Linked DNA regions of Mus musculus: all the other regions are linked to region 1. A link is a loop called in an ENCODE intact Hi-C map of the cell type or tissue named here. Cell type or tissue: left cerebral cortex. All regions are shown on one strand. Region 1 overlaps Prkacb (protein kinase, cAMP dependent, catalytic, beta). Region 2 overlaps Mcoln2 (mucolipin 2). Region 3 holds the start of Gm36521 (a long non-coding RNA gene). Region 4 has its middle 33 kb from the start of Uox.

Region 1 (8,000 bases):
TCCTGCCTATTTTTGCAGTGAGATCATAAGAAATCTTCTTCCACTGAAACAACAGAATGCAAAATCATCCTCTCTAGTCACCCCACCGTGTACAGAAGACCCGCTCTTGCTCCCCTTATCAGCTGTAACAAAGGACCTGTTGACTGGTGTTTCTTCTCCACAGCTTGCTGGCTCCGGTTTTCCGAATAGGAATTGGTATGTGAACCAGGAGTGCACAGTAACTCAATGTGTCAGATGACTCAGCTCCATCTTACACAAACAGCACTGCAACCTGCTACATGCTGTGATGATAGAACACCAGGCACAGAGAAAATAATGAAATCACGTGGTCTCAGAAAGAAAAGTGGAGAAAGGTGTTTTAATTCCAGGCTCCTTCACCAGTGCCAGTGCTGGTCCTTGTCAAAGCTTAGCTCTTCCTTTGCCTCGGAAGGCAACAGCACCTATCGCTGTGCATGCTGTGCCATGTCGTCTAGTCGGAGGGCCGTATGGAACCCAGATGAATTTGGGGAGAACTCCTTTACAATGTTTTCACAAAACTTGCTTAACAAGAGAAAATCCTCACCAAATGAAAGCAACTTACAAGGGGGCAGCCAAGGCTCTTCTTCCATTTACAAGCAATCTTTCGATGCCAGAGAGGAAAGAGCAGATGAGAACAATTAAAGTCCTCAAGGGATAGCTTTCACTTAAGATCCAGAGACTCACAGGCAAATATATAATCCGCTTTTGTGCTTTGAAAGTATAGCAACATCACCTTCAGAGTTTGTAATGGAGATACTGAAAGCTATTATTGTTTGTGTGATTTCTACAAGGAATATAACTATGGGAGGTCATTACTCATACATGACGCACAGGTGGATCTCCCCTAACTTGCTAAGGAGCTTAATCTTTAGATTCCAGATTTGCAATTCCAGAATTGCAAGTTTCACACTGTATTAAGAAATGGACTTATTTCAATTTAAAACTCAGTATGAAAAGTCATCTGAAGAGGCAGAAACATGAAGCCAGTCAGTGTAAGGCCGCTGAAAAGAGACTGATGCCCAGTTCTAAAGGCCTTCCTAGTGTTATTGGGCCTAGAGAAAACTCCTGATGTACAGTCAATGGAACTAAATGAGCATATACACAACCAGGGTGACAAGTTACAAACAACCCTAGATTCTTGCTTTTCTTCTCATGCGGGTTATGGAGTCACTAAGAGAAGCGAGGACCAGAGATAAAGGGACAGATGTTAAGGGAGAAAGACGAAGCTGACTCTTGTAATGGATGTCTCAGGTAGTGACTGAGGCGTGGGCAGGAATGAGATCACTCAGACAATGCAGCGCTGAGAGGGCCAAGAGCAGATAGATTCTCACAGAAGAAGAACATAGAATTACCAGGAAGGAAAAAAGAAAGCTTTCCAGCAATTTCCACATAAACATAGCTGTATGCACCACATAGAGAAACTCATCATAATTTTAGACTCAGATAAAACGGCCCAATATTTGATTATTTTTATTAATGAAGCCACACTTATAATTTCCCATACTTTAAATGGCTAGAGCACTCAAGTCACAGCAGGAATGAATTTATTTAGGACTGAACCTCCTTGGAGAAGCCAATGTCTACTTGTTACCAGCACACGTGTGTGGTAGAAAGGGCTGTCGGGAGGCAACTATGACCAAGCACACAAACCTTTCCGCCATAGCTCAGGACGAGAAAGGAACAGCAGCGATGTCCCCCACTCAAACACCAGCTGGCCAGATCCAACAGCACCACTGTGGCTGGTAAAGATTCTAAGGCTATGTGCAAACTTTTAAAGGAAACATAGCTTTATCCAAATAAATGAATAGCATGATAACCAGCTTTCATATCTGCAGAATTCTAAGAAATGTCAACACATTGATTTCACACTATCAGCCCAAATTTCAAGGACTAAATCAGAAAATCTACTCTGGAAACAAGAACGTAATCGTCCAGGCAATTCTTCACATTTTCATGTAAGACAACTCCTTGTGTATCAAACGCCACTCTGTAACATGAAGGTAATTTTAGATTGCAGCAGGATAAAGAGCATTTCCTCCCTTTAATGAAGCCATCTCTACTTATGACGACAAGGTTCTTTGGCTTTGAATGCCTTCACTATACCATTAAAAAAACTTTCTGATCCAGAAGCCAATCCTACATGTCTTAGGCAAGAACCCTGTCATCACAGGGCCACATAATGCTCCCCCTATAAGGGACACCTGGACCAGCCCTTTCCGGCTCAGCAGAGATGCTAATGAGTGATGCTCTGAGCAAACACTCTCTCTGACAACAGTGTGTCTATTTTTAGCTGCAGGTTTGCTTGAAGTGAACAGCTCCTGCCCTATGGTAAGCTGCAGTACACACTATGGCAGATTTTCTCGGAAAAAAAAATAAAAATAAAAGCACTTTTGAACATCCTAAGAAAAATAAACAGTCATAGCAAAAGATAAATTTTTCACAAGCGATTTAGTTTCATAAATCATTTTCCCAAACTAATTTTAACAAAGCCTCCAAAGCCAAAACATACATATTTATTTCATCCTTAATTCACTATTTTAAACTACTTACAATTAAAAGCAACCCTCAAAAAAAAATCAATACAATTTTGGCAGCATCTTATTTTCAGAATTAGTATTTAAAAAATAGTGCCCAAAAGAACCTAACAAAAAATAGTATTTGGATGACAAAAGTAATTAAAGTTATGTTAAATATGGATATCTTGAACACCAAATACTAAAATAAAAACCTCCTTTGCAGTATATAGGTATTCTCCTTATCTTTACAATACAGAAAACAAGAGCAGTTCTAGTGAACAGAGATCAACCATAGAGACAATCAGAGCTGGCATGCTGGAGCTGTCAGCACTGGCTGTTTACAGCTCCTAATGGCTCTCCCGGGCTCTTTACAATAATGCCTACTTTAAAAGCATCAACACAAAGGTCATTACCACAGCTCTGGCTTTAATAACCTTGTCTACAAAATATTTTTCCTTGTACAACTAAATATTTTTTAAAAATATATAGTTGAAAAGTCTCCGAGACCAACTCACCATTCATGATGACAGGCAATGTCTCCAGAGCATATTGCTCAGAACAACAGCCCGACTGCAAAGGGAGTTATGCTAATCTCTGGAGGCAGCGATGGTGTAAACACATACGCTGGAGCAGGCAGCCGAAAACCAAGAGCTCTCTTTTGTTTTAAAAGAAAAGCCCCCAAAGCAACGCCCAAATGCCCAGTAGGAGGTACTACTAGATAAGAGAATAATGCCAAAGATGTTTTATGTAACGAGGTTTAGCTTTTTTTTCCCCAGCTAGCTATCCTAGCTTCCTTCATATACCTCCAGAATAACTCAAAATGGCAGAGAGAAAATGCAAACCAGGATGTATACGATATTCTCAATCCTATCAGCATGAGCTGTTACCACGGCAACATTAGACCAGCATTATCAGTTTCCTTCTAACCAAGAGGTAGCTTTCCTGAAGCTTTAACCAACTAAAGCAAATAAACTACCTTTTTATTTTAGGGTAGCGTGATGTCCACATTACGACATTCTCTCCATGTAAGCACTGAGCTACCCTCTTCCCACACCGCTCAAGCCTATCTTTAAATGCTGTTTGCTTCACATACTCACACAAGCCCATGTTGGATCCAGCGAGGAACGACAGCAGAGTGATTGCGCCTAAATGCCTTTCATTACAGCAGCTCCTACTGCTGCGGACCTCACGGAGACTCAAGTGCTGTGTGCTGTTGCTAGTGACTATTGGCGATGAATCTTATTGCCCAGATCGCTGACAGCTTTCATTTTTCACGAGCCAAAAGCTATACTGCGGCACAAATGTTAACTATTTAAACATTCTGTACCATGGGGTAATGTTATCTAAATCTTCTTTTATAAAGGAAAATCAGGGAATAGCACTTGTAAATTTCCATTAAATTCAGCATTGAGTATCTGATATTACCAAGATATTATTTTTAAAAGACCACACACAACAAATTTACTAGTAACCATTATCCAAGAGTGACATTCCTCTCATGATACAGTACTCTGAGGACAGACTGTACGGCAAGGTGGGTAGGCTGGGTGGCATGATGAGCAGGGTGTTCTAATCTCAGAGACCTCTGATTTGCAGCACTGGTAAGAGGAAGGGACTAGAGAACTGGGGCTGAGGCAGAACTTCAGCAGGTGAATCTGCACCTTTAAAGCTGCCAGAAAAGGCGGCACTTGTGATGAACAGTCAGTCAGCAAACCTCCCCAAGAAACAACAGAGCTGGACAGGGGTGCAGGAAAGGACCTGCACTGCTCTGGTACAGGCCCATTACAGACAAGCTGGGAAGCATTTTAGGAGGCAGTACTGGACTCTGGGTAAAAATACTCAAGTCTGAGGTGTTCTTGTCTGCTCAGATCCCTCCAGCTTGGTCTGGAAGGCTTAGCAGTGACACCATCAGAGACCCAAACTCTACACTGTAAAAAAAAAAAAAAAAAAAAAAAAAAAAAAGTGAAGTGGAAGGAATCAGGAATACTGCCCAGCTCCAGTAGCCGAATGTCCAAGCAGAGGCAGGCAGCACTGATGGTCTAGACAGAGCTTTAGCAAGGAAATGGCTGCACAGGGCATTATGAGCCCCATTTGAGATCCAAAATTTAAAACTGTTATGGACCAAATGTGTACTTCCTGATCACGTGGCCCACCAGCATGATTTCAGATAGCATACAACACTGAGTTCTGGGACTCAGGGTAACATCAAATCAGAATTGAGAGATGTGCAGCACATACCATGAAGGACATTCAATCTACAAACTGGACTAAAGATGCTGAACATGAAATGAAAACATAAGTCCTTGGAGGAAAAAGATTAAATAGAATACAGAGTTACTACAAATACCTTATTTTAAGCCCCTGATTTTTGTCCAAACATACATCATTCACGATGAGAATAACAAGCAGGAATGGCATTTATGTACAGCTAAAAAGTATTTGCAACTGGCTAGTGAAATGTTAGATGAAATAAAAGGGAACTGTTTAAGGACTTGATGAGAATGATACAGATGGAAATGTCAGTACAGAAAAGAAAAATATGAAAAAACAAAAAGTAGAGATCTGACAAATTAATAGAAAAACTTAAACTCACTCTAATACTAACACCCCATTTCAGAAGGAAAATGGCCCTAACCCTGTAAATGTGAGCTGAAGATAGATGAGTAACTATGAAGAACAAACTCCAAGGAAAGTACAAGTCTCACACAGGCATCCAATCTGAGGGCTCAACATACATCTAAGAGGAAACAAGAGGAAAGAGGAAACGTTTAAAAGAACAGTGACTGACAATGTCCTACTGAAAGAAGAGCCCCCAGTCTACAAGGCAGGTGAAGCTAGCAGTTAAGCTAATGCTAGCTGGGGCAAACACAAAGACACCTACACCTAGACACTTCAAATTCAAGTTACTGAACAATAAAGACAAAGGAAGAAATCTTAATTTGTAGCAAGAGAAAAACCAGTACTAATGTACAAAGGAAAAACAATTCAATTGAGTGCTAACTTCGCAAGTAGAACTAAGAGTGGCCAGAAGACAGTGAAATGATATTTTGAAATGCTAGAAGAAACAAGAAACAAAACTGCCCAGTAATAACTGTACATCCAGGAAAACGATCGCCCACAAACGTAAAATTCCAGGAGAAATTATAATAGAGAACATGTGTTTTAAGTACAAATGCACAGTGGAGTTTTCAGACGACAACGAAATGCCATTAAAGGGTAAGCTGACAGGAAGGGACAAAGAATACCAAAAAAGCAAACTAAAGAGGAAACATGTATGTGCACCTACATGCATATATACACATATAATGGTTATACACAGTCTTATATATGTGGCTGTGTATGTGGTGGTATCAAACCTTAAACTGCTAGGTAAGAGTTCAAAATGTACAGATGCAATATAGATGAAAATAATAATAATCAAATTTAGATAAGACATTTATTGGTTCAAAGAAGTTCTATTTAACTAGAGAATTATGTCAATCATATCCTAAAATAGATTGTTATCAGATAAAGTCATTAAAAACCAAAGGCACCTACTAAGAAAAATATTTTAACACAGCTATAACAGAATGGACCCTGCCCAAAAAACAAGCAACAACAGCTCTCACTGACTTCCACTTATGCACCTGAGTTCCTCCTTTCATGCCCAGTCAGTCAACGTGCTTATTGCAAGAGTGGTAACACAGCCCACATGAAGGTGCGTGATGAACACAACACTAGGGGATTAAGTCACACACAAGAGAAAACGATGCAGTGCACAAATGCAGTTTAAGTGTGAACTTGAGGTTGCTGCTCACTTAGCCTGACATACTGCTTCAGAGTAGACTTTCTAACATATAAACAGAAGGCTGTGTTCTAACAGAATGTTAAATACTATAGTACCAAAACACACAAGCCAGCAACCAATCTGTTTACTCTCATCACTACACATTATCTATGGGCTGTAATTATATGAGGTGCACCTTTCTACAGCTCTCGGAGCAGTAACTTTGTTGATGATAGTATTTCTATAAAGACATGAACAATGCATTGACCTATGGGATTAGCACAGCTATGGCATCACTATGCAATACGAAGGTCTGTACTCCAAGATGATGGAGTGGAGCTGCAGCCACAGAGGACGACGCTCACTGTTCACTGAAACTCAATGATGCAAAGCCGGGCTCGAGTTGGTGACTTCAGGCTCTTCTCTTAATAATTCATAGGAAAAGTAGACAGGAAGTGAACACGGATGGATCAAACTTGTACAACGACACTGAAAACTCATACACATAAAATGAGGTGCTAAAAGTGAGCAGAATGTTAATCTTTTGCAATGTACATGAAAATGCTCTGTGTTCATATGCAAGACAAAATAATAAATGAATTAATCAAAAGGCTTGTTCAATCTTTTAAAATACATTCTCTTCTCAGGTATAATTAAGGGCTTGCGAGATGGTTGAGTGGAAGACATCTGGCACCAAGTCTGATGGCCTGAGCTCCATTCCCAGGCCCACAACGTGGCTGGCGAGAACCAGCTCCTGTAAGTGGCCGCTCCTCTGACTTCCACATCTATGCCATGGCATGCACATACCACACACACACACACACACACACACACACACACTCCACATATGTTCAAAAAATTTTTAAAAAGCATAATTAAGGAATCAACAACAGGAGAGAATGTGGAAATCCTCAGACACTGTACCACAAAGAAATCCCAAAGAAAATAAGGAAACCTTCTGAAAAGGAAGGAAACAACCTACACACTTCTCTGGGAGGCTCCCAGGGCTCCATGCTGGCCGAGTGTGCCCATGTCCAAGAGGTCTCACAACCAGTAAGTATTGTGCTATCATCTGAGAACCAACTGTAGAAATAGAAAACTGTGGGTGATTAGCAGGTCCCAAAGTGGTCATTTCTTCCATTTTGTTGAAACTAATGAAAATGGAAGCAATTACTAATAAAATTGAAAATATGAGATTGAAAATTGCAAATCTCACCAATAATACGAAAGTGCCTGCAAGTCTGCTGAAGACATGAGCATGCAGGCTTGTCTTAGAAAGGCAAGACAGTTCCATGTTGAAGAGTAATGAATCAAATACATCAGTAACACGAAGGACAAACCACATGACCACCAGCAAGTGCAGCATCAGCAGCAGCGAGTCCTCTCAAGAACTAACAGTAGAAGGGTTTCTCAGTCTGCTGTGCAGAGAAAATTCCCGTGATTTACATCACACTTGACAGTGAGAGAGGAGCTGCTTTCCTGTAAGATGGGTACAAAGCACTCCTCTGCATTAACTTTGTATAGCCAGGGCAACTAGGAGAAATATTAAAGACATTTCCATACATAACAAGCTTTATGTGAAGGCCACATGATTCAATCTGAAGAGAATTTTAAAGTTATAAAGAAACTTACCAATAATCATTTGAAAAATAAGCAGGAAAGAATTTAAAAGTGAAATTCAGAAATGGTCTTATTCACAA
Region 2 (8,000 bases), 590 kb before region 1:
TACTGACTTCCAGGCAGCTAGGATCCTTATCCTAGGGTCTTAAAGCCCACACTCACAGGGCCACACCTAATCCAACAGGGCCACACCTATTCCAACATGGCCACGCCCACTCCAACATGGCCACACCCACTCCAACATGGCCACACCTACTCCAACCTGGACACACCTACTCCAACCTGGACACACCTACTCCATCAGGGCTATACCCTCTAATAGTGCCACTCCCTGGGCTTAAAGTTGAGCTAACAACTACAGGTATTTGTGGTGATCTCTCAAGCGTTTAGAGGTTTCCAGAATGAAGATTTTATTTCAGGGATGACCCTAAGAGCATGCGTGGGTTGCATCATTTTCTGTCTTCAAGTCAGAATTCACTTTGAGGAGGAGGCAAATGGGTTATAATGAAACACAAATAATTAGATTTGATTTCTTGAATAGTTTCATTGTAATTTTTTTTTTTTTTGGCTGTTTAAGTATGTTTTCTCAGGAGTGTGTACTGACTTCAGCTTACTGTGTGTGTTATTCTGGCGTGAGGTGGGAATCTAGGGTCCCACTGGGGTCAGGGGAAACAGGAAGACACTGAAATACTTCAGAGCAGGAAATGGCTCATGTTCTATTTCCTTTGATCTCGACTTCCACTTTGACTTTAAATTATTATTTTTTTTGAGATTTATATATTTTAATTTTGTGTGTCTGAGTGTTTTGCATGCATGCGTGTCTGCACACCATGTACATGCGGTGCCCCCAGAGGCCAGGAGAGGGCAGCAGATCTCCTGAAACTGGAGCTACAGACAGTTGTGAGCTGACCCCAGGTCCTCTGGAAGAACAGCCAGTGTTCTCAAGCAGACATCTCTCCAGACCCTTGGCTTTCACTTTGTAAACATCTACTTCATATCTGCCTTCCAGGCCTCTGGATATTCTGTATCCAAGGTTGAAGTCCCTCTCTGCCAAGTTCAGGGACAGCATTGGGGACACAGTACCCTCATCTGGACCACAAGAGGATCCTAGTTCAAGGGGTTGCCATCAATCAGCTTAAATGAGGGCATAGTTTGCAGTATTTGGAACACAGTCTGTGTTAGTGTTCTTGGAAGGACAGCATAGGTGCTCAGGGTTTGGGTTAATCTAGCAGATGTTCAAATGCTTGCTTACACGGGAGTAGACAACTCCACTCGGCTGTGGCACCGCGTCTCCCTGTGAGGTGGATCTGCCAGCTCGGAATTGTTTGCTCTTGTCTTCTGCCTCCGGAGGTCAGTGTGACTTGTAAGACGTCTTTTTTACATGTTTGCCGTAGAGATTTCTAAACTTCTTCCTGGAGAAGTACAAACAGCGCGTGTGTGGCGCTGACCAGTGGGAATTCGTCAACGGATGGTACGTCCTGGTCACTATCAGCGACCTCATGACAATAATTGGATCCATATTGAAGATGGAAATCAAAGCCAAGGTCAGTGACATCTAGAACCTTATATTGTCCCGGATGACCTCAGGTCATCCTGTAAGACATGGAGTCTTTCTGGGGAATCTTTCTGGGGACTAGCCTGCTTCTTGTGTTTTCTCTTTTCTGTCACCCATTGCTTCACGTTCTTCTCCAGGAAGAGTGCGCTGTGGAAGGTGACACCCTATGGCCTTCCTCCAGGAATGCAGGTAGCATCATTTGAACAGGAATTAAGTTTGGGGAGACTGAGGGAATGGGCTTTATATTCATTTATTTTTCGATGTATCTATTTACTTATGTAAGTTGCAAAGGAGGCGGCTGGTACACAGAGCAGACATTTCTCCTAAACACCTGAAGGGCCAGTGGCAGGTGTGAGGCATCGCAGATGCTGTGAGCCCCAATGGCCAAGAGATCCCCAGCTCTCAAGTGCCTATATGGTCTGACCAGTTGCATATGTTGGTTGGTTTGTTCTCACGACTAGGCTGAGTCTCTCAACTGTTCTCTTCTCTGTTCTACATCACTCTCACAAAACTGCCCTCACCATAGCTACAGGGTCTCCCTGTCTCTATTCCAGCTTCCTTTGGCTTCCCTCGGGCTGACTCCCTCTCTGGCCTGGCCTCCCTCAGCAGCTTTGTGATTCTGACCTTCTATCCCGCAGACCCAGCCGTACAGTGGCTGGGCAGTCTTCCTGAAACTACCCATCTTGCTGTTACCATCCTTTCTGCCTTCCAGGATCTACTTAGGATGAAGTGACCTCCGCTTCATCATGGCCTCTAGGGTCCCCATCATTTATCTCTGGTTCCATCCTGGCTCTAATACTGCCATTCCACACACCAGGCCTCAGCCTCGGGGTGTGTTCAGACTCTGTCCCTATGCCGTAGACTTCTCTCCAGCCTGCGCTGTGTGTCCCGCTGCGCTCCAGGTCATCCCCATGCGAAGGCCTCTGGGACAAGTGTCAGCAGCATATCTCTCATTGAATTTAGCATATTGTATTAAATGGCTGCTTGTCTCTTCAGTGAAGCCTAGAATCCCTTGAGAGCAGGAACTCGTGTCTGTAAGTCACACTGGAGTTTGCTTCCGAAAGTCAATGGATTATATTGCTTGTTCTTTGCCAAACACCAGGCCCTTTCATGCCTAGGCCAGTGGCAAATGCAAGTCCTATTTCAGAATAATAAGTTCTAAAAAATACTAAAATAAAACCCAAAAATTTGAAGCTTCCCTCTTCTTCCTTCCCCTCCCCTTCCCTCCCCCTCCTTCTCCCTCTTTCTTCTCCTCTCCCCTCTTCCTCTTCTCCTCCTCCTCCTCTTTTTCTTCTTTTTCTTTTTCTTCTTCTGCCTCTTCTTCTTCATCCTTCTCCCCACTCATTCTCTTTCTCCTTCTTCCTTTTCTTCATTTTTGTTTTGAAACAAGGTCTCACTCTGAAGTCCAGGCTGGCCTAGAAATTACTATGTGGTCCAGGCTGGCCTTGGAAATGCATGTTGATTCTGTAGTCTCAGCCTCCCAAGTACTGGGGTGATAGACATAGGTAGGGGACAGTCAGTTCTTCTCATCTGTTAAAGTGAGGTAAGCAAGCCAAGGGGACTGGGGTGTCGGCTCAGCTGTTTTCTTTTCCCTCCTCAGAAGCTCACAAACTATGACGTGTGCAGCATCTTGCTCGGGACGTCGACGCTCTTTGTCTGGGTTGGAGTCATCAGATATCTGGGTTACTTTCAGACGTACAACGTAAGCTCTCAGAAGTGCCATTGTGGTTGACACGGGCTCCTCCTCTGAGTTCTGCCAGCTGGTTCTCATCCTCCGAGACGAGCTGTCCGCGCCTTTGTCTTCCAGGTGCTCATTTTAACCATGCAAGCCTCACTGCCCAAAGTTCTCCGGTTCTGTGCTTGCGCTGGCATGATCTACCTGGGGTACACCTTCTGCGGCTGGATTGTCTTAGGACCGTACCACGAGAAGGTGTGTAGCACCAATTCTTTCTGCATCGAGGGCACGTGGGGCCCTTTGCCTGAGTCTCGAGCACGTATCTCTGCCACTCTTCTCCAGCGAACACCCTGGATGTCTGTCTTGATGCTTCTTTTTCTATTTCTCTGCCGTCTCCTTTTCGGGATAGTGAACTCACTTTAGGATATTGGAATAAGAACACCTCTCATAGTAGTCTGAGCCAGGCTGAGGATCTGACACATTCAATCAGCTGATTAGCAGGGAACAGTGTTTACCTGTGGGATCACTGTCAGCAAGCTAAAAACAAAAGAGTAAGGGAATTATGATAGAGTCGCTCTAGTGTGAAGCATTAGGGTCTACATCCACATTGGCTGAGAGCGACAGAGAAGAGTGATGGCCCTGCCTGGAGTGAGCACTTCATCTGTCTTAACATACGCACACATCCTTGAAGGTGGTTTTGACAGTCTCAGGTCTGCGTCTCAGCTGAGTTTCTAACTATATTTCCTTTCAGTACCATCCTAAGTCCAGGACCAAGCTTATAGTCAAGCTATAGTCAATCCTGAGAGCTCTGAGGAAGAAGTGCTGTGAGTTCAAGGCCAGCCTGGGCGAAATGCTATATTCTGGGCTAGCCTAGGAAGAGAAGGAGACTTTGTCTCAAAACAATGATATAATTGATCGGTAGAACATCACAAGAAGTGAGTGAGGCTGTGCTCCAAGCCAAACAATGAAAAGGGTCATTGCGCCTCATGGCATTCCTTTCCTTGTCCCTGGGTCCTTGGAACAACAGAAAAAGAATAGCAGTCACCATTACTGACTGGAGTAGTGCTGTGTGGGACCTTCCAGGGTCTCTCTCATGTCACACACAATCCTGTCACACTCCTCAGACACCCAGTAAGGAGGAAGGAGGCAGGAACAGAAGGGATTTCCTCCAAGCTAAGTTCTGACCTTGACATTAACTGAAATATGTGGTTTGCAAGCTTTTCATAGAATGAGTGATACACATGGCTCGGACCCTCCCCGCTGTCCCTATCCAATCAAACCCCAGTGTGGAATACCAGCGATCCCTGCCCGTCTGTTACATTTAATGTGTCCAAAAAGAGTCCTGATTTTTTTTTTCCCAGTGAGCAAGGAGGCAGCCTCCAGCATAGCGGCAAATCCTGACAATCCTATTGATTTTCCCTGCCTCGTGTCACGTCTTTGAAGGTGACTCACGGGTAAAGATTGCTCTTTGATATGATAACTCCAACATGGAGAGCTCACTGTCTTTACCAAGTCCAAGAGCATTTGCAGTTTTCTTCCTCTTGCTTGCCTCCTGCTCCGGGAGCAGCTTCACCTATCTGTCACTAGAGGGCACTGTTGCACCGTGTGGAATAAATAAATACTGGGTCTAACCAGGCTTTCATCAATCCACTGGTCCCAAGACAGCCGGACAAGCGGTCCTATGTCCTTTGTCACACGCTCTGTGCAGTTCTGTCCCTAGTCATTATTCTGAAAGGTTCGAAGTTAATACCGTTTGAAGTTTACTGAATGGCTGCTATTCTTTGCTTTTTGTTAGGCCTGGTGTCCAAGTTCTTTATCTCCCTGGCTATTCCTCCTCTCATTAGTCTTCTGTCACTGGGATAAAATGCCCGGCAAACCAGCTCTTAAGGACGAAAGGATTATTTTAGCTCATGGCTCCAGTGCAGGGTCACTTGGCCCCATCGCCTTAGGGCTGGTGACCAGGCAGTGCATCATGGAAGGACATGACAAAGGAGGCCTGTTTGCTACACAGTAGCCATAAGGAAAGAGGGAAGCAGGAAGGGTTGGTTTTCCAACAGCCCTTTCAAAGCATATCCCTAGAAGTCTCCCACTAGGCGCTGTCTCCTAAGGTCGCCCAGTGGTGCTACAGTTTGGAGACCAATCCTTTAACGCATGTGCCTTTGGAGTCACTTTGAGGTCAGAGCTACCATACCCCATCTTCTCTTTCCCGTGAGATGGCACCATCCTTTACGGAGAGAGAACCTTGATATACCAAGGCATTTCTGTGGTCACCCAGACAGTAAGTCACAGCGTCACACCAGGCCTGCCCAGCCTCTGTTATCATGCTTTGATATCAAGAACAGCTGAGCATCGAGGCCAACGTTATTAGCACTTTTAGAATCGCAGCAACCTTGAGTGTGGACGCCATTCACCATTTCCAACACACAAGCCAACAGAAGACTCTAAAGGGAAGGTGTCGGGAAAATTCTTACTTGGTGCGACCGACTGGAGTCAAAGCAGCAGACTTTAGCTTCCTGCCTTCCTGTTACACATCTGATTTCAGCGGTTCAGCCTCAGGGACCCAACCGTCACATCGATGCCCATTTCCAGCACTAATGGACTTTGGCACTGTGCTCCTTGAAAACGCCTAGGTACAGGGAGCTAAAGACAGCGGATCGTCTTTCACACTGCATTCTGAATTATTAAGCACGCCTCTAATGTGGCTTTTACATTTCCTGTCTTCAGGGGACTTTTTTTTTTTTTACTATGATGCATGAATAATAGTTTTGTATTATCTCCATTTTACAAATACGAAGAACAAGCCACTGATAAATCATCGCACTTTGCTAAGGCCAGGGGCAAAATTGTGACATTTCCAAAGCTTCTGGTCTTGCCCAGACACTTCGCTTACTCATAATGAGCCAGCTAAAACATTTTACTGTTATAAAAGATTCTTATTACCTGCCTCAAACCATACTTTAAGTCATTCTGACATAGCGATTGCAGGCTGTATCTGCATTAGGACGAGAGGTCTTTCAGCTCGCTCACAAGCATCATTTGTGACGTAAAGGTTTTGGTTCCTTCTGTGATTTCATACGACCACCAGGACTATTGATTGGAACTACCCATTGACTGTTTATTAGCAGTCTCTGTGCACATAGCGCTGGGGCGACTGAGTTCCCAGAAGGCAGAGACTGTGGCTCATTCCTCTTCATGTTTTTGGTACCCACCCTGGTGCCTGCAATGTGTCAAGTGTTCAGCGAGTTTGCTGGTGAGAGCCAGTTGCCCTGCCTTCCAAGGTGTGATGGCTAATCTGCACGGTCAACCCACCTGGACTGAGCGTCACCTCGGAGACACACCTCCAGGCATAAGCATTTGGGCATTTCCAGAAAGTTCTAACAGAGGAGGGGGGGGGGGACTCATCCTGAATGTGAGTGGCATCATGAAAGGGTTCAGAGTCCAGAATGAATAAAAGGGGGGGAGGAAGAGACCTGGGAGAGAGTCTGATTCTCGTCCTGCTGAGATGCAAGCAACTGGCTATGTACACTCCCACTGCCCCACCTTCCTGACACGACAAATTGTATATCTAACCCCCCCACCCCCCAAAAAACTGTAAGGAAGATAAATCCTCCTTCCTTGCCAAGTGTTTGTTCATACTGACAAGAAAATCAGCTAGACATGGGGTCTTGCTGTGCCTAAGAGCTAGCCAATGTGCTACCCAACTGAAGACATTTTAGCTCCCGCCATTGGTTGCTTTTTTTATGCCCATGTGTTGGAATGTGGCCACTAAAACAACTTTGGTTTTAGTCTATTCTTGTGGTAGAAAGATGACCCAGTATGCTTTATCAGGTCTTTGCTGTAATCTGGCGGGCTAGAGCAGGTCTTATATGTACACAGGAGGGAGAGGTATAATGGTTATAAATATGTTAATGTTGAGACGGGCATTGTGTCTATATTGAGCATGTTCACACAGGAAGCTAAGGCATAGATCTGATAGGTACTGACCAACAAGCTACCTGAAGTTCTGAAACAGGAAGCACACAGTGTTAGAGGCCTTGAAATGAAAGAAAGAGATTGACCAGGTTACAAAAGAACTGACGAGCTCCAAGATGCTGTTAAAATGTCACTGGCATTCAGAGAAGCCAACTTTAGCCTGATTACTGTCTTAAGCTGGTGACAGTAGGAAACATGCCAGGAACTTCCCGTCTAACTGTTAAGCAGTCCGCATACTTACTGCTTAAGAGATCTGCTCAACTGGATGCTTCCTGCAAGACTCCAAAGAGAGCAACATTAGCCTCGCTCTGCAGAGTGACTTTGTGAGGGCTAGAGAGTGATCACTGTTGGGACATGTTCTCCTACCCGCATCCTGCCCGTCTCTTTCTAGTGTTAAGACAAGTGTAAGATGTAAGCTTTGCTCTGCAACTGAGGTATAGAAATGCATTCCAGGGCATTTAAAGGACAGCCCTACCACATTCTCAGAGTTCTTGCTGATAAAGAGCAGGGGCTGCAGCTGACAGAGCATCCTATCCCCAAGAAGACTTTGATTTAGCTCTTGAATGTTGACTTTGATGCAGAGGGAAAGGAAGAATACATGAGAGGAAGAGACCAGATTCTACAGGGAAATTTGCGGTGGGAAGAGCTAAGCATGGATATTAATATTGACAAGAGGCAACTGTGAGGCAACATGGAAGGACTTACTGGAACTTTCTGTGCTTCTGTTTTCAGTTTTATGGCCATACGCAAGAGAAATGTCTTTAAACCTATCTTTATGAGATTTAGTGAGGATTGGATAAAGAGACGATCATGTCAAAGACTTCCCTAGAAAGGAATGACATCAGAAAGGAAGAGGGAGGGAGGCTCGTATCATGAAGCACACGGGCTTTGGAGGACCACAGAG
Region 3 (8,000 bases), 86 kb before region 1:
CAGGGCCATTTCCCTTGTTGTCCATGTCGACAGAGAGCATGGGGCAGCGGGCAGAGTTCCTTTACTTCCGCAACTAATCAATAAGGGAGAAAAGCTTGGGTTTAATTCTTCAAAAGGGAGAGGGGACATACTCCCAACCGGAAACATACAAGTCCACACAGTTCACGCATGCTCGTTTCCGTCTCCAGTCCCCTCCTGCTGGAGAGACAGGACCACAGCTCAGAGGCTGGAGGACAGCTCGCGGTGCTCTCTTTTGCATCGCCTTCACAGTAAGAATGTACAAATAAAACTGAAGCCTCCTCCTAAACAAGGGACTGTGACCTGGCAGGGCTTCCTCCAAATGCCTAGCTCCCTGAAGACATTGCAACCCATAGTCAGAAGTAGAGAAAAACAAGCCTTCATTTCTGGACCCCTCTGTGATTTTTTTTTCTTCATTTTTCAGTTCCCTATCTTTCAACGAAATGCAGAAGGGACTTAATTAAAGCCTTTGTCAGAAAGTATTCCCCTACCTCATATATTATTAGCGAAACTCAATCTGGGAGGTAGCCATGCCAAAGTAAAGCAGAAAGCTAAAAATAAATAAATAAATAAATAAATGCCAACAACAAACAAACAACTAAAACCAACCAACCAACCAACCAACCAAAACAACAACAACAAAACTCCCAGACATTGTATCACAGAAGGGGTGGTGGGGTTCAAGGTGGGGTGTTGAGATGTTAGGATCTGTGTGGGGGCTGGGGACTGGGGGGCAGGCAGCTCATCAGATTTATGTAAAACCATAAAAAACATTTGAGATACAGTAACACCACTGTCTTTTTGTTTATCAGATGACGAATGTATAAAAAATAAAAGCCCTCCCCAACTTATATACAATTAGCAAAAGGGGGAGGGGAACCTGCTTTAAATACAAGAAAGTCAAAACAAAAAGCCTGGCCTGGAAATCTGTTTCCCTGAATTCAGCTAAAGCCATAATTTAAATACATTTCCTCTCAGACCACTTTAGACTTCGACACTCCTTCTCCGGGGATCCCTGTGACACGGCAAGTGCACTGTTCAGTAAATTCAGAAGATGCCGTTACTTTGCCAGAAGTGGATGACTAGCAAACAACATCGCAAGTGTGAGATCAGAGTGCGTGTGCGTGTGCGCACACACACACACACACACACACACACACACACACACAAACTTCCAACTGCCAAGCCTCTAAGATCACTGCTAAAGAAAGCCAATATTTATAATATAGATATTAGCACCCATGCACACAGTCACAGAGTAGACACACACACACACACACACACACACACACACACAGAGAGAGAGAGAGAGAGAGAGAGAGAGAGAGAGAGAGAGCTGCTGCTCCAGCCACATGAAGAATGGCACTTTAGTTGGAAACTATTACACATTCACCATTTTCGATGCATCTCAGAAACAAAACAGAACAACTGAAGCCACGCTCTGCAACAGCGCACCACGCCGTCTTATTATCCTTACTATCATTTATTTCCCTTTTCTTTCATGAAAAGGTAAAAAGCAAACCTACCTAGAAGCAACTAAAACACAGCGTTTTTTTTTTTTTTAAATAGGCTTATCAAGAACAGCCAAAGAAACCCCAATGCTTTCTTTCACAAAGTAGTCGGGCAAGAGAATTCAAATCAGGAGGTACAATTTGACACAGTGAAATAAAACCAGGCTGGCTTGCAGCCAACATGACGTTAGGAATCGCACACAAGCCGCAACTGCCTTCTGGTTGGTTCATGGCTGACTTTTTAAAGCTACAGCGTGCCCTGTTCACTTTGGCTAACTACCTTCAGCGCAATTAGCGGGAGGGGATGATTCCCCACTTCCAAAGAGGCAGAGTTCTCCTTGCACATGCCTTGTACAAGCAAGAAGCTGTTTCCATAGCTGCTTCCTTCCCCTAACCCTTCCCTGTTGCCACACAGGTCTTAATGCTCTTCTGCAGCCATGCCATGTTTCAAACTATTTTGTCTTCTCCCTGAGGGAAAAATAAGAGAAAATCCAGGGCTTACGGGCTGTCCACAGTGAACACTCGGAAACTGAGTCCTGCATTAGTCTTTCTTTTTCCTAACAGAGGCGGGGACAAAGTTCCCGGAGCTGGCTTTTAAGTAATCTCTTTGTGAGGATAAGGAAGGCTCTGGTCAGCTAGCAAATCCCTCACTCCTCATAGGAAGCAGCAACTCTCAGAGAGAATATGAAATAGAAGACCAGAGCTCCCGCAAACATTCACACTCCACCCCAGGAAGCCAATCAAAACCAAACAGAAACAAGCAAACCCTTTTTCTCTACAAAAGAAAAACTTCAAATTTAAGGGTTGTCTTAGTTGCATAAAAAGCTTAACACCTCCCCCCCACCCCACCCCAAGAAAAATTCAGTTAACACTTCTAACCCTGAGCATTTGATCCTGCTTAGGTCACATATAATTAAGGCATGCCAACCTACCGCCATCTTAAGTTCTAATTCAGGAAACTGAGAGTAGAGGAAAGAGACTAGGGTTGAGTTTTCGATTGTTATCTGTTCAATCTTACAGTTAGTTCCTGGATTGGCTGGAAACTGCTACTTGGTTTACATGTGTATGTAGAGGTGGTATTCCTCTCTCTCTCTCTCCCTCTCTCTCTCTCTCTCTCTCTCTCTCTCTCTCTCTGTGTGTGTGTGTGTGTCTTTCTCTGTCTCTCTCTTTCTTTCTCTGTCTCTCTCTCTCTGTGTCTTTCTCTGTCTCTCTCTCTTTCTCTGTCTCTCTCTGTCTCTCTCTCTCTGTCTCTGTCTCTCTCTCTCTCTCTTTGTATGGGGTGGTATTCCTCTGTGTGTGTGTGGAGGGGTGGTATTCCTGAGGTGGGGAGACATTCCCATAAACCTTAACATATTGTATATATGTGGTAGGAAACAGATACCAACATTTCGATGCTTTTAATTCAAGATATCCACTGACCCCAATGCTTGGCACCAACAAAACCCAAGCCAAAACAGTGACAAAACAAATAAACCCCACTCAAAACAACATTCAAGATCCATACTAGGACCCTCAGTTCTCAGCAAGTGGAATGTGTACATTTTAGGCAGAACCTAGGATAAACTGGCTTCCCTTTTCTCTACTAACCCTTAAGGGCATTCAGAGATCAAAGGTTAACAGGTATAGTCTAAATCTAGATCCTGAATGCCAAAATCACTCACACATCTATTTTAGGAATGGCATTAGAAATTTTCAGCTTCCTGAAAGACCATAGCTGAGAAACATTTATTCAAAGTCTCTCTTTTCTGGGCTTTGCCTCTACTGCCTCATTGCAACAAGCAGTTGTAAATTTTTAGGGGTGAATGGTAACTGCTCAGTATTTCTATGTACTATTTTGGGCTGAGGTCCATATGTGGGTGCATTATCATGAATGACCAAAATAGGGTCACGGATCATTGACTGTCAGCAGATCCATACTCTGGGACTTCATGGGAACTCCTAACTCGTTTCCCAATGACAAAAGATAAAAAGGATGGCTTTGCATTGGGAGTCAGGGGACAGTACAGCTGAGAACTGCTCTCAAAGGAGCTCTGGTCACATCCTCCAAGGGAAAGGCTCAAAGAGATGTAGGCATGCCCGAGTTCCTCAGGCACACTGATGGGAGGAAGGCCTCTGGAGTTTCCCCAAGTGCCTTCTCCCTCCCTTCCTGCCTGCTGTGTTCAAAAGTTTGCCTACGTAAATGTGTTTCTGGAAGTGTTACAGGTCTCCAAAATGATGGTTTCACTTACCATCTAGTTTCTAACTTTGGAAATAAACGGACATTTGTGAATGTCAGTGTGGATTCAGCCACTCATCTTTGTACACTCCACAAGCACATTAGCCATTTACTCTTGTCTGAGGGACTTGTATATTAACTATGTTAACATTGTATTTGAGTTACGTGAAGCACGTGAACGTTATATGCTTTGTGATTGCAGAACGTGGTGTGTGTGTGTGTGTGTGTGTGTAGGGGCGCCCAAAAAAGATTTTCTAAGGAAGTACATCCGTACTGAGGTAGCTATGGATACCCTGGCTTCTGGATTCTGGAATAGAGAACCTTTGGGCCCACTTGAAAGTGCCCTTGGATGGGGGAGGGGAGGCCAGCAGGAAGAGCGCACTTTGAGTGGCTTCTATGTTGACCCGCACCCACCTCCAGGAAGCACCGACGGCCCAGGAAAGCCAGGCTGTTCTGTAGGAACCTTCCACCTGGTCCCGTGCTGGACCGAAGTCCCCGAGGGCAGAGCTGCACGCGTCCCGAAGGGCGTCTCCTGGGCAAAGCACGGGCGTCTTCCCCGCCAGCGTCGTCTAAGCAACTGGAGGTGGTGCGTGGGACAGAGGGAAAAGTTTCTTCTGAGATTCTGAGGGAGTACAGGGCGGTCTCAGTGTTGGGTGGGAGTTGCTAGGTGTGTGGCGCAGACCCTAGCACCTACGACCTGCCCTGTCCCGCCAGCTCTGCCCTGCTCCACTCCAGGTGACAAAGTGTTCGCCCGCGGGGTACCGAACTCACGGGGACCGCAGGGCGGGCGTTTGGGGTAAATTGGGTGTTTTGTTTGTTTGTTTGTTTTTGTTCTTATCCTGGTGTTCTCTGGTTCCTTTCATCCTGGAGAGGAGGGCGGGCGTGTTCCCAGGACAGCCTGCGAGCCCATCACTTACCTCCCACCCAGCCGCCGGGTGGCCGCCACGCGCGAAGCCCAGAGCAGCGCGAAGCACGGGGCACGCCGGGAGTTGTAGTCCACCGTGGCGCCGGAGGGTCTCAGAAGCCGGGCGGAGGCAGAGTGGAGAGGCAGAGGCTCTAAGAGGGAAAGGACTGAATCCGCTGGGATTCTGAGGAGGACATTTGCCAATGCCTCAAAACTTCCAGGGAGCAGAAGGGAGGGGCTCCTCCCGGCAAACTCTGTACAGCGGAGGTTTTCGGGTTACCAACATTTTCTGTGGATAACCCCTCTGAAGTTGTAAGTCTAACTTTAGCAATTATGATTACAAGACATTTCCCAGACCAAGTTCCTATTTTGTAGGGCTCAACTTTCTCTTCCCTGGGAACACGTGTATCGCATACTTTGCTTAGAAGCTCCTGTTTTTCTTGTTGGAGAAACTGCATCGCTCCATCCTAGGGTAACTGGACTCTCCATTTACAGACCACTCTATAGCACTCTTTACAAAGCGCTGTTTATTTATTTGCTCCATTCTCTTCCATCCATAAAGCAACATCGGGATTAAAGCAAAGAAAAGCTGAAGATGCGGCTTTGTGTGTAACCTGAGGAGAGGAGCTCGGAGTCACCTGTACGTAGTCACTTCTCTTCATTGTTAGGAGGAGAGAGGGAGAGAGGCCTGGCAACTGCTGCTGTAGACGCTGAGCTAAAAAAGAGCTTTCCTGGAGCATTTCTTAAAACAGCCGGTGAGGTCTGCAGAGATAGCTCGGGCAGTAACATGCTTGCCTGTTAAATGTAAAACTCTCAGGAAGTGTTCTAGATATTAGGCCTATTTTATGAAAAAATGAGCCAGAAAGGACACTTACCAGCAAGGAGAAAAAAGCCAGGTGTAGTGACTTCAGATCTGGGAAGGCAGGGGATCCCTAAGGCTTGCTGGACAGCTAGCCTGGTGTCCTGGGCTAGTTCTAGACCAAAGAGAGACTAGGTAACAAACAAATGGAGATTGTATCTTTAGCCCAGCACTTGAGTTTGCCTCTGGTCTCTATACTCACACAGACGTACGAAGACACTTGCACCAAGGAACACACACCACACACCACTCGCCCATCTGTAATAGTCGGTAAATAGATTAGCAAACAGCTGCTCTGGAGCTAAGCCAGACAGGGTGCCAGTGGACACACAAGCCTCCAACCTCAACTCAGAAGCCATCTTGATAACCACTTGCAAAGGCTATATCAACCACACTTACGGACAGATCCATGCCTGGCAGTAGATTGCCAGTGCTGATACGTTGTGGTTTCCGGTCTTGTGCCCTTGTGCCTTCTCTATGTGTGAATGTGTGTGCCTCTGCATTTATGTTTCTTTGGCTCTTTTGTTGTTGTTGGCTTGTGCGCTTGTTTTGTCTTATTCTGCTTTGTTTTTAATTTCATCATATTTTATTATTATTTTTAGATGCCTGTTTGTTTTCTAATGAGAGAGAAAAAGAAAGGGCATGGATTTGGGTGTGTGGGGAGACTCTGGAAGGAGCTGGGGGAGGGAAACCAAGTATATCTTAGGAAAAAATATCTAATTTTAACAATAAATATATATTTATTTTATATTAATAAAATAAATGAATCGTAAGTGATAGATACATAGGTAGCCACCCGATGCATTAGGAGAGCAAAGTGGGAAAGAAAAGGCAGCAGGAAAGAAATTCAATGGAAGATTCTAAGATAAAATATGATACTGTAGGGTCAAAGGAGGCCAAAGACAGCCAGGGGATGTGGAAGCCACCAAGACCTAGAATCCTGGTGTTGTCACTCCTGAGTTAGGTCTAGGTACAAAAAGTTATTTAACCTCTCCGGATCTCTTTGACCTCAGCATTAAAGTATAAGAAGTTCCAGTTGTGTAACAATAGCTCTGAGTGGCAGTTCAGATTAAAATAGGCAGGAGACACTTAGAATAGTGTGTGGCCTATTCTAAGCACGGAGCTAATGTTACTTACTATTATTACCTACAGAAATTCCTTTTGTGGAAGTATCAAGAAATGAATTGGCGTGGAAGCCGTGTGGGGAGGCTGTGACTGTGTTCTAAGCTACACAGCATCTTAAATTGCAGTGACAGACAGGAAGCAGCCAGGAGAGTCTTCAGAGAGAAGAGGCAGGGCAGGGCAAGCATCTGCATGTGAGGGAAGAAGAGGAGGGAGTCCAAAGCAGTCATCATGTTCTGGATTTAGAATATGCTTGGGGTTGCCATTTCAGACACAGACACAGCCATGGCAATACAAAGTTTTGGAGGAAAATAGCCAGTTTGGCTTGAAACCAAACAGGAGCTTTTCTGGGCATGAATGACCACATAACAGTTGGAAATGCTACTTTGAATATCATGCAGTGATACAGAGTTTTAAGAGTCATTCATAGAGGGGAAGTTGGAAAGCTTGTGTAGAGACAAGAGGAGTGGGCAGGGGGAGCTGAGGTGTCCTGTGATGGTGGCAGGCAAGGGGCTGGTCAAGTGCCAGCCAAAGGCTGCAGGGGTGGAGTCCAGCAGAGACAAGAAAAGAAGGAGCCATGAGGGGGGGGGGGGGCAGGCCAGCAGCACTGTCACACGGAGGGGGAGCCGGCCACACAGAAGAGACCATTGCGCGTATAACCTGCCTGGGGGATTGTTTTGGAAGTTGGTGCGGGTGAGTTTTTTCTTGCTGCTGACTGGAAAAGGATGGAGTTGCTGGAGCTAAGAATGCTGCGCATCTTCCATTGCAGGGGAACTCCTGAACTGGCGCACACCCTGTGTGGCTCCATCGTGCCACAGCCCTGCAGTTCACATAGGGAAATCCCGTGTTGAACCATCCCAGCGCACACTTAAACATAAAGTGCTTTTCACGTGCTTTTAAGATACCTTGGCTTTTCCTGGAGTGTAGCCGCTTGAATGGTGACATCATCCGTGGAATTTGCGGCACCAGTGCAGTTCACCTTGCGGGGCTCCCCATTTTTCCCCAGGTGATCATATCATGTGGACACGAAGATCTACTTCACCAGCATTTATTTCTCCTTCCTAATAGTAATTACCTCCTAAAATGGTTAAATTTGATTGTCCACTGGGCTTGATGTGGGATCAACTAAGGCATGCGTGGGGCAGGTCTGTGAAGGAATATCAAGGAATAGTTAGATGAGGTGAAGAAGCCCTTCCTAGTGCTCATCACCTTCCCCGTTTCTCCCTCCCCCTCAATCTCCACAGCATCTGCTGAGTGCTGCTCTGTGGATTTCTGAAGGCAGAAATAGCCGGGTCACCAGCGTGGCTGGGATAGGGACTAGAAGAATAATCAGAGGAAGGCTAGGGATGACCATGAGGTGGAGACAGACGC
Region 4 (8,000 bases), 210 kb before region 1:
TGTCTGTGTGTGAGTGTGTGTCTGTGTATGTCTGTGTATATGTGTCTGTGTGTATGTGTGTATCTGTGTGTGTGTGTCTGTGTGTATGCTTGTGTGTGTCTGTGTGTGAGTGTGTGTCTGTGTGTGTCTGTGTATGTTTGTGTGTATGTGTGTGTATGTTTGTGTGTGTCTGTGTGTGTGTGCTGTTATGATCTGAGGAGACTTAGGTAACTAGCCTTCAGTTTTATATTCTGTGACTGTGGGTAACACTAGCTTCTCCAGGGGTGGCATCAAATGTACAGGGAACTAAATGAGGAACCACTTACCATTTGCTTCCACAGAGAGCTACTGGAGGGTGAAAGCTTTGAGTCTATGCTGGTCTCCCATCTTGTAGTCGTTTGAACCTCATCTTAGAACCCAGCCATCTTTCTTCATTCTATGAAGGCTTGGACGCCAGGCTCTAGGTTCACACTCTGTCCAGAGATCATTATTTCCAGCACAATCTACACCTGGTAAGGCTCTTTTCCCAGATCATGAATTCTCAAAGCCCTTCTAGACCCCCCCCCCTTTGCTTCCAACCTTGACCACCTTCTCCCAGCTAACTCTCCCACTGACTTGTGTGTTGGAGTGATATTTTTGTATACCGTGTGAAGATGTGTCTCTGTCCTTCCTTCGCCCGCCTAAGGCATCTTCTGATTGGCTAATAAAAAGCCTATGGCCTATTGCAAAAGGCAGGACAGTAAAGTGGGACTTTCGGGCAGAAAGACAACTCTGGAAAAGAGTCAGGTATGGCAAATTCCCCACCCAGACTTGGAGGAAGTTGGATGTATGAAACCGAGGACTGGTAACTAACCAGCCACGTGGCACATATAGCATAGAATAAATGGGTTAATATAAGCTCAGGGCTCATAGGGGAGCAAGCCTAGCTTAAGGCCTAGGTATTTACTCATAAATATAAACCTCTGTATCATTACTCAGGAACAAGAGCGAGCATAAAAACGCCGGGCGGGTTACACTCGTGCTTTTCACCCCGTGACTTCTTCGATATCTTCTGTGTCAGCCCACGCCAACCCCTCCTCTCCACACCAGCTTCACTACCTGCCTCATCCTCTGCTGCCTTCTTAACAGAAGAACAGTTTCCTCTTCCCTTCCCTCGGCTATTCCCAGCTATAGCAGAATCCACCCCACTTCTTGTTTCTGACTTTTAGCCCCTTTTGTTGATCTGTTGCAGCCGAAGGAAGCCACTCAACCATGTCTGTTTTTAAAATATTTCTTTTTGTTGAAATTATAATCACATCGCTCCCTTCCCTTCCCTCTCTCTAGCCTTTCTTCTGTACCTTCTCTCTCTCTCTCTCTCTCTCTCTCTCTCTCTCTCTCTCAAGTTCATAGCTTCTTTGTCTTTAGTTGTTATATACATGCAGTCCTAAGTATGTAAACACAACCTGCTTGGTCTACTGTTGCTTGTATGTATGATCTCAGAGCTCACCTCAGTTCCCTGTTTCCAGCCTTACAACCTATCTGTTGTGTGTAGCTTTGTTACCCCATCTAAGCTCCAGGACCGGGCTGTGTTACCATCCCCCACCCAGCTTCCCTTGAATCCACCGATAAGACACAGATACACAGCTGTTCAATTTTAACTTGCCTTTTGATCCAATTATTGGGCGCTACTATCTCCCTCTTAGAAAAAGCATGCCCTTATGAATATTCTTATCTCTGCACCTCCCACCTGCCCTAAACTTTAGTTGCTAAGTTACATCTAGTCCCTGCTAAATGCCCCTGACCACCTGCTATAGGAATGGCCTGTATGTTTCTAGATCTCACATGGCTGGTCAACTTATCTCCATCAGAAGCATGGCCAACTCATCTCTCCTCTCTTCCCTTGCATTTGTCCCTTGCTTCCAGGGACCTGGAAGTCCTTTATGTCTCTCCGCTTGCCTACAGAGACTCAGAAGTCCCCCTTATCCCTTCCAGCAATTGGCCCATCGCTTCTTTACTAACAGAGCAAGAACCAATTGGGGAACAGGACCTTAGCATCAGAACCACCTCCATACCTATCCCTCAACACTGTCTAGATAAGCTTGCTTTCTCTCTGTCTCTGTCTCTCCCTCCTCCCTCCCCCTCCTCCTTCTCCTCCTCCTCCTTCTTCCTCTCTCTCTCTCTCTCTCTCTCTCTCTCTCTCTCTCTCTCTCTCTGTCTCTCTCTGTGCTATGCTTCCAATGCAGGGCCTTGCTCACATCAGTCCAGGTCTCTGACACCGAACTAAAACCCTTCGTCAAGGCCTTCATCATTGTTTTGACAGTTTTCCTTTCTTTGTCTTCTGAAGCGCTGCTCTGGCGTGGAGATATAGCCAGGCTCTGTGCTTTCTTCCCAGCACCGTCATCCCTAACTCACCAGCCCCATTCAAAATCTCTCATGTTTCTTTCCTAGCTGCCAGGGGTCCCAGAAGAAAATGCATGCTTCCTCTTTTCCAAGACTCGGCCTGCATGCTTGATCATCGCTGTTGCTTTCTCTTCACATTCTCTTGAACTCGGACAGACCAATCAGGTCTTCCCTCCCTGTTCATTGGCTCATTCCTTGCATTTGAAGTACTGCCCGATGACACACTAGGCCTGGGCTTCTTTGCCATTGTCCTTAACCATTGCACAACTGCAACCAACCACTTTCTGTGGCTCCCCTTCTCGATGGATTTTTACAGAGGCCTACCCATTCTCCTGGTTTCTTGTTGTTACCAACCTTGACAATATGGTGCTCGGCACAAAGTGCCCCCACCAACTTGACATACACGGGCTCATCACATTTGGATGCAAATGCACAGAGATGGGCGTGGTGCTTGTCTAAGGCTTTGGCAGTTTTGCATATGCCTTGTGCTAGGCCATTGTGGATAAGGGCGGTCTTCAGCACCTCTTATAGAGCAGTGTTGACATCCATTACACCCACAGCAGCTATGCCTTCCTTGGCCATGGTGGTGAATATTGGTGGTGCTGAAATTTGAACGCCCGAACCTCTTCCTCTGCTCAACAGGGACTGGGGACAGCTGCTCTTCCTTATTAACCTTCAGTCTCCCGTCTGTTAATCTTAGGAAGCTTAGCTCCTGTGCCTTCTCCCTGTGTGCTGTCTGGTTGTTTTCTTCACATCACTATGATAGTTTTACATCGTTATCATTATTGTTATTATTATTTTACTTTCTGCCATTACATTCTTGTTTATCATTTAAGCTCACACTAAAGTTGGATTTCTAACCAGACTCTCTTGAGGTCATTAGGGCTCATCTTTCATGACCTTCCCTTTGCCTTTGACATTGCCCACTGTTCTTGTGAAATTTTATTGTCTTCTGATAATCTCTCCTAGCTGCCCTCATGAGTCTTTGGGTGCTCTGACTCAGTTCCCATTAACATACTGTCAAACAGCGTTGGCGGGGTACCCCAAATGTCCATCTAGCTCAGCCATTTTCATTTCCCACACCCTCTCTTTAGCTGATTAAACCCATGCCATGATTTTACCTTGGATGGACAGATTAATATATTGATAATTCTTCAGCCTGGCTACGGAGTCAGGCTCTGTTAGACAATAGCTTCATGGGCAGAGTGTAGTCGTGTGGGCTTACGTGTACATCTAAACTGTGATGGGCCCACTTCTGCCCTTCCTTGGTTTTAATGTTAGAAGTCAATTATTCCCAGGGAGAAAGAAACCAACATTTCTATGGAATTCTCTCTCTTTTATTATGAGTATTAAGTGATCATCAAAAGTTACCTGTTAGCAATACAAGTACTTTCTTGTCTTGGGTTTTCCCACAAGTTCTGATGGCCAAATAACTAAAATCAGTAGGTCAGAGCCACCGTAAGTGCCAGGCTCAACACAAGTTAAAAAACTAGAGATGAAGAGTCACAGGCAGCAGAAGACCTGGGCCTTGACAGATTTCCTTCATGTCTATGGAATGGGGGAGGGGGGCTGGGGGGGGCTGGGGAGGGACCTCTCTAGATTCTTTTATGTGTGTTTCTGAAATCCTTGGAATATAACTTTGCAGGTGAAATTCGAAGCTGTCTGATCAAAGTGTCTAACCTCATCTGTTTTGTTTTAAACTTGGGGCTGGAGGAGGCAAAACAAAACCAAGAAAAACAATGAATATGCCCCGGAAATCAAATCCAACAGCGTACGTTTCTGGTCAGCAGGGGGCGCACTGTTCCTTTACTCTGGGAAGATTTTTTTCACCTAGGCAACAAGTCTTCTTTAATAATGACTACATCCTAGCAACAGGAGGAAAAAATAATGAAAAAAAAATCAATACATTTTCTCCCTCGTGGTTGCTATTTTTTAAAATAGCTATTTTTGCCAGTATAATTGAGGCGTGTTGCCATAGGACGGGATCCTTGGTTGTCTTTTTGTTGTTTCTCTGTTCTGTCCAGTCTCTTTCTGATTGGGGGTGGCAGGGGGTGGCTTGGGTGGTGGGATGGAAGGCTGTGAGGGTGTTAAAAGCTGTAATGGGGGCTGGGGCTGTGGCACAGGTCAGCATCTCCTGACATAGAAACAAAGACTCTGATTTTCGTTAAAATGGTCAAATCAGCCAGACTGGGTTGCTGTCTGTGACGACCTTTTGTTTGAGTGAATTGATTCAAGGAGACAGAAATGGGAACATGATGTTCTCAGAGGCGGCTGGAAGGATCCTGTCTAGAAGGCCGTGGGTAGCAGCGGATTGAGAACGGGAGAAAAGGGGCCCTCTCTTACCTGGATGCTACTTTGATTTTGAAGAAAACATTATACTCTGTATAATACTTTATGCATTCCGTATTTTTATAAAGAGGAAGAGATGCAATGGATTTGAAAATCAAGCCAGTATATTTCTACATAGCAGTTCATACAAGAGACCTAGCTTGGCTCATTAATATCTGGGCATGTTGGCAGTGCATATGTGTACCATGTGTTCATGCACAGCTATGTACATTTGTTTATATCTACTTAGCAAACATATATGCATATATGTAGACCCAAACCAATAATACAGAGGCACCAAAATGAAGAGAATTCTTTTTCAAAGGATTATACTTTCAGAATAATTGCTCCACTCTCTTACAGAGAACAATAATAGCTCACAGGCAGAAATATTAAAGATTAAAAAAAATTCTTTACTTCCTAGAATTCTTATTTGATTCAGAGAAATTTATGCCGTTTATTTCACAAGCACGTTTTCATCAAGAAAGAATTAGAAATTATGCCTCCAGTAAATCTTTTAATATACAGCCATTCTTATTCAATAATGTGTGTGATTGGATACCCTGTCAGGAATCTTCCCCTCACCCCACTGTGAAAATATTGTATGAACATTTTAAGAGAAAAGGAAATCTAGTTTAGCACTAAGAAACCCTACATCTTCTTCACCAAAGCCCTGAAATGGCTGACTTTTTTCCATAGTAATTTGTTTTGTTTTTCTAAAAGATAGTAGGGGTGTGTTAATTTGAAATTGACAGCAACAGTGTCATTGTCATCATCATGAACAACAACATCATCAACAACAAGAGCATCAACAGCAACACAGCAACGATGGATTTAAAGGGCACGGAGTGGGATTAGATCTTGCCTGTTAATGCAGAGATTCACAAGGCGCTAGTGAGGTCAAGCAGCAAATTCCCCTGTGGCTCGACCGTTACGCATTCCTGTTGTCAGAGATACATCACTAATTAATCCTACATAACCTTCCATCTCACAAACTGTTGCCCTTCAGATCAGAGGCACTAAAACAGTCTCCATCAAGCTCCCTGGCCTATTTCTACTTCCATATGATCTTTGGAAAATCCCTGCAGAAGGCTTATGCTTAGTTTACCTGTTTCAGGAAACCTGTTTTCAGACTAGACCCAAACTGGCATTCATTGAAAATCCTGGAGACCGGGGCTCAGCAATGGAATCCTGGCTCCCTCCTTGCCAGTCATGAGCACTGAGGCAACCCCTTGCCCTTCTCAGCCTTTATCCACTCACAGCAGAGAAGAGTCTGCTCCCTGACTTCCATCTTGTCATGACATGATCTCCTAAGTACGAAGTGCTCAGTGTAGAGCAAGACTCTCAGCACTGTAAATACTTCAGGACACGGAGCACTTTACCTTCCTGGTCACGGTAGCTCCACATGTGAAACAGCAAAGAGGAGGCAGAATTGAGGGCTAGAGGTGATTGTGAAGATGGAGGAAGGAAGAAAATGAAAAGTCCTCATGTCCCCAAAGTTACATTGTTGGATGTATTGGGTTTTCCCTCCAGACAAGATGCTACACACATCCCTGTGTGTCCTTGTACACAGTCTTGTACAAAGTCTCACGTGAGTGAGAACTACATCAGAAGTACAAATATGGTGGCCATCGGAGCAATCGATAGTGGATTAGATTGATTGCCGACAGTATCTCTAGTAAGATGAGAGTCAGGGCAGAACACTGAGCAAAACAGCTCGAGTTCAGATGGAAGAAAGGAAAACTTGGAAGATGGTGATAGGAGAGAGGAGGGAGGCAAACATTACACACATACATACACACATACACATAATACATACATCCCACACACACATCCCACACATACATACATGCCACACACACCACACATATACACATACACATACAAACACATATATGACATAACACATACACACGACATATAACAAACACACAGTTTTGTGGCCTCATCAGTTAAGGGTACTTGATGTTTTTGTAGAGGCCCTGGATCCAGTTCTCAGCGCCCACACAGCTCACAACCAACTGTAACAAACTTCAGTTCCAGAGGATCCCACTTATGCATGTGGTACACAGACATATGAACAGGCACACACACACACACACACACACACACACACACACACACACACACACATACGCGCACGCGCGCACGCGCTTGTACCTATACACATACACAAGGGACCATCTTTAAAACAACACACAAAAATACATGTATATGTGCATAACTTATGTGTGACTCATGCTTGTACATCAGAAAGAACATAAAAAAAATCCCCAATTATCTTTGGATGAGATTTTCAATATTGCAACCTGAAATAAATTTCATATTTTAAGTAGCGATGATATTAAAAGCCAGAATAATGCAACCTAAACTTGCCAACCTAACATTTTTATTTTGGAAAGTAATTTCTCTAAGATGCTTTATGTAGTACTTTGCCCTTCTTAAACAGAATGTTCTGAGCACAAGTTGACCTTTTCTTCATAGCTCACTTTAGACATCCATCATCTTGCTGTGTGATAGTCCAGCCGTGCCCTCAGGAGTGTCTGGGGTGCACACGCAGGGCTGCAGGCCAAAGCTAAATGGCTCCAGACAGCAGCACTTAAGAGCTTTGTGTTTCCACCTGTCATTCCCCTGCCTCTGTTAGTGTGTCCCGACTGCTTCGTTCTTTGTGTTTCCACCTGTCATTCCCCTGCCTCTGTCAGTGTGCCCCGACTTCTTCGTTTTGTGTATACCTGTGGAACGAGTGATGCCAACCACCCCCAAGGTACAAAGACTCAGGAACAGCCAGTCCTGTTTGGTGGGTTCTCCCACCCCCAGGTATGACCCAAAAGTGACCCAAAAGAACTCAGGCACTTCCTGCCCACCTGGACCAGGAAGGGACTGAAATTTAGTTACAAGCCTGACTTCCTGGACATGGGGAAAACCCAGCGAGTCATACAGCATGGACCAGCCTGTCCCTGGTTCCCAGACCTCCTCCTCCTCCTCAAAGACGCGTAAAGCTGAGTCACCAGGAAGCTCTGATTAAGTCCTGATCTACAGATGGTCCTGAGCTCTGGGCACTGCTCTCCGTGACTCACCAAGTTCACTGCTTCGCTCCTGTTGCTTTTCTGTCTTTTGAGTGGGATTAATTTTGTCCCTACCCAAATTGGCTATTTCCCGAGCTACTTTTCCTGGTCTCCAGGAACCAGCTATCCTAGAGACAGAGTATGCCATAGTTAGAATTTGTTGTTTATTTCCCACACATGAAGGTACTACTTCCCTGGGCTGCAGAGCCGCCTGCTCACATGGTCGTGGGCACTCCCAAGGGCAGAGGC

What was found. Peaks named below come from ENCODE experiments on the same cell type or tissue, not always from the same donor. Only the 100,000 strongest peaks of a DNase experiment are listed, where the experiment ranks them.
Region 2: it touches region 1 in a loop (4-fold over the local background); 2 of 42 quality-filtered maps call a loop at or near these places.
Region 3: it touches region 1 in a loop (2.4-fold over the local background); 7 of 42 quality-filtered maps call a loop at or near these places.
Region 4: a loop joins it to region 1, with 3 times the contacts of the local background. A loop is called at or near these places in 7 of 42 quality-filtered maps.

The regions. Positions count from the first base shown.
Region 1 is chr3:146,766,885-146,774,884 of GRCm38, forward strand. The region is part of intron 1 of Prkacb (protein kinase, cAMP dependent, catalytic, beta); the gene reads right to left. Among named protein-coding and RNA genes, the nearest start is that of Prkacb, 42 kb to the right of the region's middle. In left cerebral cortex, a CTCF peak has its summit at 3,241 (motif pointing right); DNase peaks (open chromatin) are centred at 12, 156, 1,057, 1,235 and 5 more places; H3K4me3 peaks cover 4,295 bases; H3K27ac peaks cover 4,926 bases.
Region 2 is chr3:146,180,418-146,188,417 of GRCm38, forward strand. Mcoln2 (mucolipin 2) reads left to right here. Exons shown (of 14, transcript NM_026656.5): 9 at 1,289-1,438; 10 at 3,050-3,151; 11 at 3,257-3,379. Among named protein-coding and RNA genes, the nearest start is that of Mcoln2, 35 kb to the left of the region's middle. In left cerebral cortex, CTCF peaks have their summits at 742 (motif pointing right) and 4,710 (motif pointing right); DNase peaks (open chromatin) are centred at 754 and 4,715.
Region 3 is chr3:146,680,775-146,688,774 of GRCm38, forward strand. Gm36521 (a long non-coding RNA gene) reads left to right here and starts at 4,241. Exons shown (of 3, transcript XR_376210.3): 1 at 4,241-4,330; 2 at 5,024-5,288; 3 at 7,399-7,533. It also overlaps a transcript of 4930503B20Rik not described here. In left cerebral cortex, CTCF peaks have their summits at 4,693 and 7,977; DNase peaks (open chromatin) are centred at 1,062, 1,732, 4,744, 5,326 and 3 more places; H3K4me3 peaks cover 1,787 bases; H3K27ac peaks cover 1,067 bases.
Region 4 is chr3:146,560,330-146,568,329 of GRCm38, forward strand. No RefSeq gene overlaps it. Among named protein-coding and RNA genes, the nearest start is that of Uox, 33 kb to the right of the region's middle. In left cerebral cortex, a CTCF peak has its summit at 4,143 (motif pointing right); DNase peaks (open chromatin) are centred at 4,157, 4,562 and 7,715; H3K27ac peaks cover 933 bases.